Linked DNA regions of Homo sapiens: region 2 is linked to region 1. Evidence: read pairs that join two places in POLR2A ChIA-PET (ENCODE). Cell type or tissue: Caco-2. All regions are shown on one strand. Links, peaks and the distances in the headings refer to the core of each region. The heading gives the core; the rest is flanking DNA.

Region 1 (5,382 bases), core at 141-5,140:
TGCTCTACAAAAGATACCGTTAAAGAGAATGAAAAGATAAACCACAGACTTGGAGGAAATATTTGAGGTGGTTTTTTTTTTTTTGGAGGAAATATTTGTGAAACACACATCTGATAAAGCAGCAGTCCATAGCCTTTCTCGCACCAGGGACCAGTTTCATGGAAGACAATTTTTCCATGGACGGCGTTGTGGGGGTATGGTTCAGGATGATTCAAGTGCATTGTATTTATTGTGCACTTTATTTCTATTATTACATTATAATATATAACGACATAATTATACAACTCAACATAATGTAGAATCAGTGGGAGCCCTGAGCTTGTCTTCCTGCAACTAGACAGTACCATCTGGGGGTGATGGGAGACAGTGACAGATCATCAGGCATTAGATTCTCATAAGGAGTGTGCAGCCTAGATCCCTCACATGTGCAGTTCACAACAGGGTTCGTGCGCCGATGAGAATCTACGGCCACCACTGATCTGACAGGAGGTGGAGCTCAGGCAGTAATGCATAATGTAAATACAGAGGAAGCTTTGCTCTCTGGCCCACTGCTCACCTCCTGCTGTGTGGCCCATTTCCTAATAGGTACTGGTCTGCGGCCCAGGGGTTGGGGAACCCTGTGATAAAGGACTGGTATCCAAAATATACAAAGAACTCAAGTCAGCAATAAGAAAAGAAACTCAATGGACAGAAGATCTGAGCAGACACCTTATCAAAGAAGATATACAGATGACAAATAAGCATATGAAAAGGTATCTAACATCATATGTCATTAGGGGATTGCAAATTCAAACAAGATACCACTACCCACCTATGAGAATGGCTAAAATCCAAAAAATGGACAATACCAAATACAAGGACATGGAGCAACAGAAATTCTCGCCTGGGCGCGGTGGCTCACATCTGTAATCCCAGCACTTTGGGAGGCCAAGGTGGGCAGATCACTTGAGGTCAGGAGTTTGAGATCAGCCTGACCAACATGGTGAAACCCCATCTCTACTAAAAAAAAATACAAAAATTAGCCAGATATGGTGGCAGGTGCCTGTAATCCCAGCTACTTGGGAGGCTGAGGCAGAAGAATCGCTTGAACCCGGGACGTGGAGGTTGCAGTGAGCCGAGATCATGCCACTGCACTCCAGCCTGGGCAACAGAGTGAGACCCTATCTCAAAAAAGAAAAAAAAAAAAGGAAAAATTCTCATTCATTGCTGTTGGGGAATGCAAAATGGTACAGCCACTTTGGGAGAAGTTTGGCAGTTTCTTACCAAGCTAAATGCAGCCTTACCATACAATTCAGCAATTGTCCTCCTATGTATTCACTCAAATGAATTGAAAACTTATGTCCACACAAAAATCTGCAATAGAATATTTGTAGTAGCTTTATTCATAATTGCCAAAAACTAAAAGCAACCAAGATGCCCATCAATAGATGAATAAACAAAATGAGATACATCCATACATTGGAATATTACTCAGTAATAAAAATAAATGAACTATCAAGCCACAAAAAGACATGGAGGAATCTTAACTGCATATTCCTAAGTCAAAGAAGCCAGTCTGAACAGATATGAATCTAACTGTATGACGTTCTAAAAAAGGCAAACTACAGCGGCAGTAAGAAGGCCAGTGGTCACCAGGAGAACAGGAGTGGGAGGATGAATCGGTGGAGTGCAAGGGATATTTGGGGCATTGAGACTATTCTGTATAACACTGTAATGGAGGATACATGTTATTGAACATCTGTCAAAACCCATAGAAATGTAAAACACACAGAGTGAACATTATGTGAACTATGGACTTTTAGTTTTAAAAAAAGGTAAAACCAAAAAAAAAAAAAAACCCAGAAACAAACCAGTATATGGTAATAAAACACAAGTCTAATACTTTTCTTGCTGTTTGTCAAAATTCTGTATACAGTAAAATAGTAACATTTATTGCGTCTAAAATGCCAGTTTCTATGCTAAGCACTTTATATATATCATGTCATTTAATCTTTACAGATCCCATTATTATCCTCATTTTAGTTAAAACTTACAAAAAGTTGTGGGACATAATATGTGCTTCTTTATTAACCTATTAAGTAACAAGTGGTCATCTAATAACTGCCATAATTTTGACGTGGTATTGAGTATAGATAATATTTTGAAACGTGCAACAAGTCATGTGATATAAAGATATCGGCAATATTTACAGGGGGCAAATCATAGCTACTGCTAATACTACTGTGGCTTTTGCCTACATTCCATTTCAGAAGTCGGTGAAATAATAATTTTTTCCACTCAAGTTCACAGACATCCTGAATTCTATCCATGGATACCTTATCGTGGACTCCCCAGGTTAATAATTCTGGCCAAGGTACTTAATACGCTGCCATATTTTGCAAGCCTCTAGGGAATCAAGAGAAAACCAGGCCAATACTTTATTTTGAATGGATTCTAATGTAGCCTCTTTTCAAGCTTTTGCAAAGAAACCTGAACTATGTAAGGAGATGGGGCAGGAGTTGTTTTCAGTATGCAGCATTGAGAGAAGTGTTTAAGAGTTTTATATCATTAAAGAGGCTCAGCAATATTAGGTTAGCGACGTTTTCTAATCCATTATTATTTAGGCTTTAAGGGCCTGAAGTCGAGTTGAATCTTGTTGAAAGACGGGGTAAAAGGATACAGGCGGGTGAGAGAGGATGCCCCTGAGTTTTAACGTCTGCATACAAGAGTCGCTAAAACTTACTCGCACGTAATTAGTTCAAATATTGGAAATCGTCTTACAGCACACTATAATTTACCAAGATGCTTATAACTGTATACACACACACACTCTACAGAGAATTAGACAATTAGCAGTTTCAATAATGAATACAGAGTCAACGACAAGAAAACAGGGAACATTTTCTCTTCCTTTGAGGAAATGCATGTTGCCTACTGAGCTATTCTTCTGCCTCTCCTTCTGATGTCAACGCAGAGCCAGAGCCATTTATGGCAGGTGCCTTGAGCCCGCCTAGAGGTCCCCTTTGGAATACTGCAGCGACTCAAGGATCCTGGTCAGCCCTTATTGGCCCCAGCTGGTCCTTTGGATGCTCGGGTGTGGGTGAAGGAGCCTCGGCCCCTGGAAAGGAGGGGACCGACTCTCTCCGCAGGTAGCGACGTCGCCTGCGGCCGGTCGGGGGTGGGTATTGGGGAGACCCCTTTACCTGGCGTCGAGAGGACCCCGGCGCCCCTGCTGCCATCCAGGTGCGAGGACAGCTCTGTCGCGCCCGCGGGAAGGACCGGCGAATCCGCGCGGGGGTCTCGGCGAGGACCGCAGCGGATGCTCCGCAGCTCCCGCACCGGCCTGGCGGGTTTTGTGGTTAGCAAGTTCCTGCTTCCGTCGCAGCGACGGCAAGTTTGCCGCGGGGGAAGGGCACGTTCCTGCCCTGCAACCCGGAGCTGCTTCCCGGCAACATTAGCGCGTCCCTCCCCGCGGAGGCTCCGGGCTCCCGGCCCCAGCGCTGAGCCCCGCAGGGAGGTGGCTCCCCCCACCGCCCCGCGCTCCCCCCCAGCTCAGCCACACCGCTGACCCCGGGCTGGGCGCGCTGCGAGGGGGAGTGCGTGCCTCCCTGCTGGTGGCCCGAGGGTCTGCAGGTGAGCCTTGCCTCGCGGCCCGCGCAAGTTAAAATAAATGCACATGGGGAAAATGTCAAACAGTACAAAAATAGACACAGAGACAAGTCTACCCCTCACCCCCGTGCCCCAGTCTCCTAGTCTCCCTCCTCAGAGGCAACCACTGAGAGCAGTTTTTTGATGTTCAAGGGCTTATAGTGCATCCTATTGGGGGCATAGTTCTGAGAATCCTCTTTCCATAATTGGAGGATGGAGTCCTCAATTAAAGATGGCAATTCTTGAGTTAAATATTATCTGCAAGACAAACTTCAGGGAAGGTATTTGGCTTTCTGCGGGATTTATTGTTTGTAGATAGGATAATAATGGTGAAAATGCTGGTGTCTGTAACATATATTAAAACTGTATCCCTAACACTTAGCATAGTGCCTGGTACACAATAGGTGCTCAGTAAATATTTAACTAAAATATTTTTGTTGACTGAATGAATGGAAAAGAACTGCATAGGGCATAGGTTGTGGAAGTTTCTAAATTACTGCTGGCCCCATCCCCACCTCCATAAACACACACACAAATGCAACGTTACTAAACCATTGACACTTAGTTTGCCATATGGTCTAACCTTTGACAGTATCTTCACCTCTGTTTTGAAAGAGCTTGCAGACCTGAAGCGCTATGCAATTGCAAGTTAAGTCTAGGCCTGTACGGCCAACAGCTACACACCCTAGTCTTAACCAATAACTACAGGAGGATTAGGTTGACTGAGAATGCTTGTGAACAAAGGTCCATTGTGTGAAACTAACTCTACTTGTAACCAAAGGATGACTCTTGAATTACAATGTTGCTAAAGCTAGGTTTGAAAGAGTTACCAAAGAAAAGTAAACACCAGAGTAATTTCCCATTGCAGTGATTTTCCTGATGCAACAAGGGACTGATCTGCAAGTGTGTTTTATCTTTTATCATCTGATACACTTCAGGGTTCAGGGTGTAGAGCTATCACAGTTTTTGAATCTCTCTACATGGGGTAATCCATGCTAGTTACAAAGTAGACCTTTCCATTATTAGAAACTTCGTATTCGGTGCTTTAATACAATGAACCTGTTTCTTTTTTTGTTTTGTTTTGTGTTTTGTTTGTTTTTAGAGACGGAGTCTCGCTGTGTTGCCCAGGCTGGAGTGCAGTGGTGTGATCTCGGCTCACTGCAACCTCCACCTCCCGGGTTATAGCAATTCTTTTGCCTCAGACTCCTGAGTAGCTGGGACTACAGGCACATGCCGCCACGCCCAGCTAATTTTTTTCTATTTTAGTAGAGATGGGGTTTCACCGTGTTGCCCAGGCTGGTCTCGAACTCCTGAGCTCAGGCAATCCGCCCGCCTCGGCGTCCCAAAGTGCTAGGATTACAGGCGTGAGCCACTGTGCCCGGCCTGAACCTGTTTTCATTGAAGTGATATGTTATTTTTTCAGTTATGACAGTGAACAAAGGATATTGATTAAAATAATGATTAAAGAAATATTTTCTATTATATATGTTTAATTTATAAATATCATTGTTTATTTATTCATTTTTTTAGACAGGGTCTCGCTCTGTTGCCCACACTGGAGTGCAATGGCACAATCACGACTCACTGCAGCTTTGACCACCTGGGCTCAAGTGATTCTTTTGCCTCAGTCTCTTGAGTAGCTGGGACCACAAACGCACACCACACCCAGCTAATGTTCTTAATTTTTTTTTTTTTTTTAATTTTGAGATGGAGTCTCGCTCTGTTGCCCAGGCTGGAGTGCAGTGGCACGATCTC
Region 2 (5,382 bases), core at 147-5,146, 65 kb before region 1:
AGTCAAAATCATTAGTAATAGGACAAATTGAAATTATGTGCTACCTGATAGGATATAAGAAGAAAGCAGTTATCACTTCTATGGTATTCCTCTAAAAGGTGTATAACCTGAATGTAATCATATGAAAACACCAGTAAACCCCAAATTAAGGGACAAGTTACAAAATAACCGACCTGTTTTCTTCAAATGTATCAAGGTCATGAACGTCAAGGAAAGACTGGGGAATTGTTCCAGGCTGAAGCAGACTAGACAGACATAAAGACTCAGAACAATGTGTGATTCTGAACTGGATCCTATTGCTACAGAACATTTTATTGAGACAATTGACAAAACTTGAGTGAGATCTGAGGATTAGGTAGTGATCATGTATCAATGTTAATTTTCTAATTTTGATGGTTGCACTGTGATTACGTAGGAGAAGGTCTTTATTTGTAGGAAACAATACTAAAAATATTTGGGGTGGTGGAGCACCAAGTCCTCACTCTCAAATGGTCAAGGACAAAAAGTCCTTTGCACTGCACTTAACTTTTTTATTCAACTTTGCAAATGTTTCAAAATAAAAAAATAAAAGTATGCATGCTATTTGAAAGATAAACCTGTTATAAATATAAGGTTTTATCATTTAAATCCGGAGAGCTCTTTAACATCTTTAACTTGATGAGTAGCTACCCTCTTTCTTTTCTACCCGTCCAAGCTTACTTTAATTCATTCACAAGACTGAATGGAATCTCAACATTTAAATACTTAATCTCTTTCTTTAATCTTTGGCACCAAGGAACTGGATTTCCCCAGTTGTATGAGTCACCCGATAACAAATTTCCCAGCTTAAATAGTTTTAAAGTTGTACTATTAGTAAGGCAACACTGTTCATTGTGTCTCAGATTCAAGGATTTATAGTAACAATGTGTTTTAGCATGCATATTCTTTTTCAACATATACGTTTTTCTTTGATGCCGTAAAAAGTCTTTCTGATGTTGAACAGTTTTAATGCAGTTATGCCATGATGGAACCACCCCTCTCCTCACTCCCAGAAAATCACACAGCTTGATATGTTTTTAGCCTTCATCTGAATTGTAAAACACTGAATTCTTACAGTTTTCTAAAAGAAAAAGAAAAAAACTTGCCATTGCTATTTTGGGAGCATTTGTCCAGATAAATAAAACACGGTCCTGATCCCACCCTGCCTGTCCTCGCATTTCTGAGAGTGAAGATACAGAACACTGCAGTCAGGGGAGAAAACATATTTTTTTTTCCTTCCCTGTCAGAATCTGTTCCATTGGGAGGTGAAGTATATGAACCCAATTTTTGCCTTGGAGATAAAGAGAAAAAAATCAATTCTACCAAGATTTACTTTATGTGAAAGCACTTAAGCAGATTCCCTAGACATGTGTTTCTGAAGGGTTGCACCCTCCAGCCATCTGACTTTTGGCCAAGTCCAGAGACATTTTAGGTTGTCAGAACTACGGGGTGGGAGATGCTACTGGCATCTTGTGGGTAGAGGGCAGGGATGTTGCTAAGCATCCTACAACATACTAGACGGTCCCCACAAGCGAGTTGGCCAAGTGCGATGGCTCATGCCTGTAATCCTAGTGCTTTGGGAGGTGGACATGGGAGGATCTCTCGAGCCCAGGGGTTTGAGACCAGGCCAACAAACAGTGAGATCTCATCTCTACAAAAAAATAAAAAATTAGCTGGGTGTGGTGGTGCATGCAGGTTGTCCCAGCTATTCAGGAAGCTGAGGCAGGAGGATCACTTGAGCCCAGGAGGTCAAGGCTGCAGTGAGCTATGATCGCACCACTGCACTCCAGCCTGGGTGACAGAGCAAGACTCTGTCTCTAAAAAAAACACAAAGGCCTAGCTCAGTGGCTCACCTCTGTAATCCCAGCACTTTGGGAGGCTGAGCCAGCAGGATCACTTGAGCTCAGGAGTTAAAACCAAGCTGGGCAAGACCTCGTCTCTACAAAAAAGAAAAAAAAAAAAAAAAAAAAAAAGGCCAGGCGCAGTGGCTCACAGCTGTAATCCCAGCACTTTGGGAGCCTGAGGCGGGTGGATTCCTTGACCCCAGGAGGTCAGCTGCAGTGAGCTGTGATTGTGCCATTGCACTCTAGCCTGGGCGACAGGAATGAGACCTTGTCTCAAAAAAAAAAAAAAAAAAAAAAAAAAAAAAAAGCTGTTAGTGCCAAGGCTGAGAAACCCTGTCCAAGATTAATGCAGAGTACAGAGAAGAAAGAAGACCTCAGGAGGAGGGGGGAAACACCAAGAAATACAAACACAAAATTAAAAGAAAAAAAAAAACCTAATAAACAGTGAATTTCACACCAATTTATAAAGATACAGGATTTTAGGGATTAACATTCCTATTTGGTGGCCTTTCAGGATATTGCTAAGAGGACTTTAAGGTCATTTTGAGTTTTTCTACTACTACATTTTTATCAATTCTTTCACCAAGCATTTCTTGAGCACCTACTGTGTGCCAGAGGCTGAGGACACAAAGATGTGAGCTTTTCTCTTCCCTGGGGGAGCTGGGAGATTTTAGTGGTGGAAATACCTATAAATGAAGAATTGGAATTCCAAGGACAAGAGGTAAAGGGCAAGAAAAAGAGTTCTTCTCTATACCAAGCACTCCTGCTTACCTCCAGTCATCTTCATTCCGCTCTCACCAGTGAGTGTTATTCCCTTTTCACAAAAGAAGAAACTGTGAGATTAATAACAAGAGCAGACAAGCAAGTGTCGGGCCCTGTTCTCAATGTTTTAATTAATTTATTTATTTTTAAATTGTTGTTGTTGTTGTTGTTGTTTTGAGACCAAAGTCCCCCTCTGTCGCCCAGGCTGGAGTGCAGTGCTGTGATTTCGGTTCACTGCAGCCCTCGCCTTCTAGGTTCAAGCAATTCTCATGCCTCAGCCTCCCGAGTAGCTAGGATTATAGGCGTGCACCAACGTGCCCAGCTAATTTTTGTATTTTTAGTAGAGACCGGGTTTCACCATGTTGGCCAGGCTGGTCTCGATCACCCAACCTCAAGTGATCCACCCGCCTCAGCCTCCCAAAGTGCTGGGATTACAGGCATGAGTCACCACGCCCAGCCCTCAGTGTTTTCTCATGTAACTCATTTTATTTTTTTTATTAACTCATTTTACTTTCACAACTATCCTTTGAGGAGGGCATTAATATCATCACCTTCGTTTTACATCCGTGGGTGCTGAGGGACCAAGCGTTTAGGTAACTTGTCCAAGGTCCCACAGCCAGGCTGTCTGGCCGCAGAATCCATGCCCTTCACAATCTACACTGGTGCTTCTCTTATGCTTCATCCAAGGAAGAAAATGGTAGATCTGGGCTTAAAAGCCAGAGTGTGACTGGAAACCCAATGCTCTTCTGCTACATGATACTCTCCCCTGTTCTAGAAAAGAGCTCAACATGCTATAGGCTCACAGGTGTCTGATTGCGCCTGAAGAAGTCAAAGTCGATTTCAGTTGGAGGTAGCATCTGAGCTCATAGTGGAGGTATATGCCAGAAGGAAGGTCAGACAAAGGGAGAAGGACAAGAACAGCTGGAATAGAAAACAATAAACTTCACCATGGCTAGCAGTTTGTTGTGGTTGGAATGTAAGCTATACCAGAGCAAAGGACTAAAGAGAACCTAGAGGCCAGGTGCAGTGGCTCACACCTGTAATCCCAGCACTTTGGGAGGCCAAGATGGGAGGATCACTTAAGCCTAGGAGTTTGAGACCGGTCTGGGCAACATAAAGAGACCTCATCTTTACAAAAAAATAAAATTTTAAAGGCATGGTGGTACACACCTGTAGTCCTATCTACTCAGGAGGCTGAGGCAGGAGGATCACTTGAGCCCAGGAGGCTGAAGCTGCAGTGAGCCATAATCATACCACTGTACTCCAGCCTGGATAACAGAGCAAGACCCTGTCCCCAAAAAAAAGAAAAAAAAAAAAGAACCTAGAGAAGTAAATAAGGGTAAGATCAGGAAGTGTGAGCTTTAACTTCCAGGCAAAAGGTAATTATTAAAAGACCATAAGGAGGCCAGGCGTGGTGGCTAACACCTGTAATCCCAGCACTTTGGGAGGCCAAGGCAGGTGGATCACCTGAGGCCAGGAGTTTGAGACCAGCCTGGCCAACATGGTGAAACCCCATCTCTACTAAAAATATAAAAGTTAGCCAGGTGTGGTGGCCTGTAATCCCAGCTACTCGGGAGGCTGAGGCAGGAGAATCGCTTGAACCTAGGAGGCAGAGGTTGCAGTGAGCCGAGATCGCACCACTGCACTCAGCCTGGACAACAGGGTGAGACTCGGTCTCAAAAAAAAAAAAAAAAAGAACATAAGCAGAGCATGATCTGACTTAACATCAACTTGATATCAACCCATACTTTGGAGTCTAGAACAAATATTTCCCATTCCTTTCTGTCCACATGCCCTGCTCTTGTTCTTTTTAATCTCACTTTACCTGGTTTAAATATTTATTTATTTATTTATTTATTTATTTATTTATTTATTTATTTGAGACTGAGTCTCACTCTGTCGCCCAGGCTGGAGTGTGGTGGGACAATCTCAGCTCACTGCAACCTCCGCCTCCCAGGTTCAAGTGATACTCGTGCCTCAGCTTCCCGTGTAGCTGGGATTACAGGAGCACATCACATCTGGCTAATTTTCATATTTTTAGTAGAGATGGGGTTTCACTATGTTGGCCAGGCTGGTCTCAAACTCCTGGCCTCAAGTGATCTGCCCACCTTGGCCTCCCAAAGTGCTGGGATTGCAGGTGTTAGCCACAAGCGCCTGGCCTAAATGTGTATAATGTGGGAGAAGAAGACGAAAAATCTGGACTGCCTTTCCCCTAGCAATTCTCAGCAGCTCTCAATGCCACTCAAGCCTGCTGACCTGCAGGAGTTATTAATGATGACAGAGTGCTGTTGAAAGCAATAAGCAATGTGATGAAATTACAACCAAAATCACGCTTTCTAGATTGATGTGGTTGGGTACATTTTGAGTGACAGTGGTCCTATTAGTAATACTCATATAGGGCTTTATAGTATACCAAGCGTTTTTACATGCACTCTGTTGTTTGATCATCAAAACAAACCAAGGAGGTAGGTGTTATCCCATTTCACAGATGTGGAAACTGAAGCTTCCAGAGCTTGTTTGGGTAAGTAGAAAGAATGAACACAGAACTCCAGACTTCCAGTCTCATCCTCTCTCCTTGCCTTCCTGCCTTGCCTTCCTCCCTCTTTAACAATATTTTCTTTTGTTTTGTTTTTGTTTTTATATGTTTTAATTTTCCCGTATGAGTGGGACAGCAAAAGCCAGGAGACTTGATTTGTCCTCCCCTGTCTTGTGTAGGGTTAGCCCACTGTGGCCCCTACGCTTGCTAATGCAGCCCCGT

The links. Peaks named below come from ENCODE experiments on the same cell type or tissue, not always from the same donor. Only the 100,000 strongest peaks of a DNase experiment are listed, where the experiment ranks them.
Region 2: POLR2A ChIA-PET joins it to region 1 with 10 read pairs; 6 of 35 experiments call an interaction of 5 or more read pairs at or near these places.

Annotation. Positions count from the first base shown.
Region 1 is chr12:12,346,896-12,352,277 of GRCh38, forward strand. It overlaps MANSC1 (MANSC domain containing 1), which reads right to left and starts at 3,347. Exons shown (of 4, transcript NM_018050.4): 1 at 3,183-3,347. RefSeq lists a silencer at 3,348-3,657. In Caco-2, for the core only: a CTCF peak has its summit at 3,586; DNase peaks (open chromatin) are centred at 3,016, 3,446 and 4,256; H3K4me3 peaks cover 2,087 bases.
Region 2 is chr12:12,282,164-12,287,545 of GRCh38, forward strand. No RefSeq gene overlaps it. Among named protein-coding and RNA genes, the nearest start is that of LRP6, 18 kb to the left of the region's middle. RefSeq lists an enhancer at 1,608-2,149. In Caco-2, for the core only: no CTCF peak of the experiment used is centred there; a DNase peak (open chromatin) is centred at 2,058.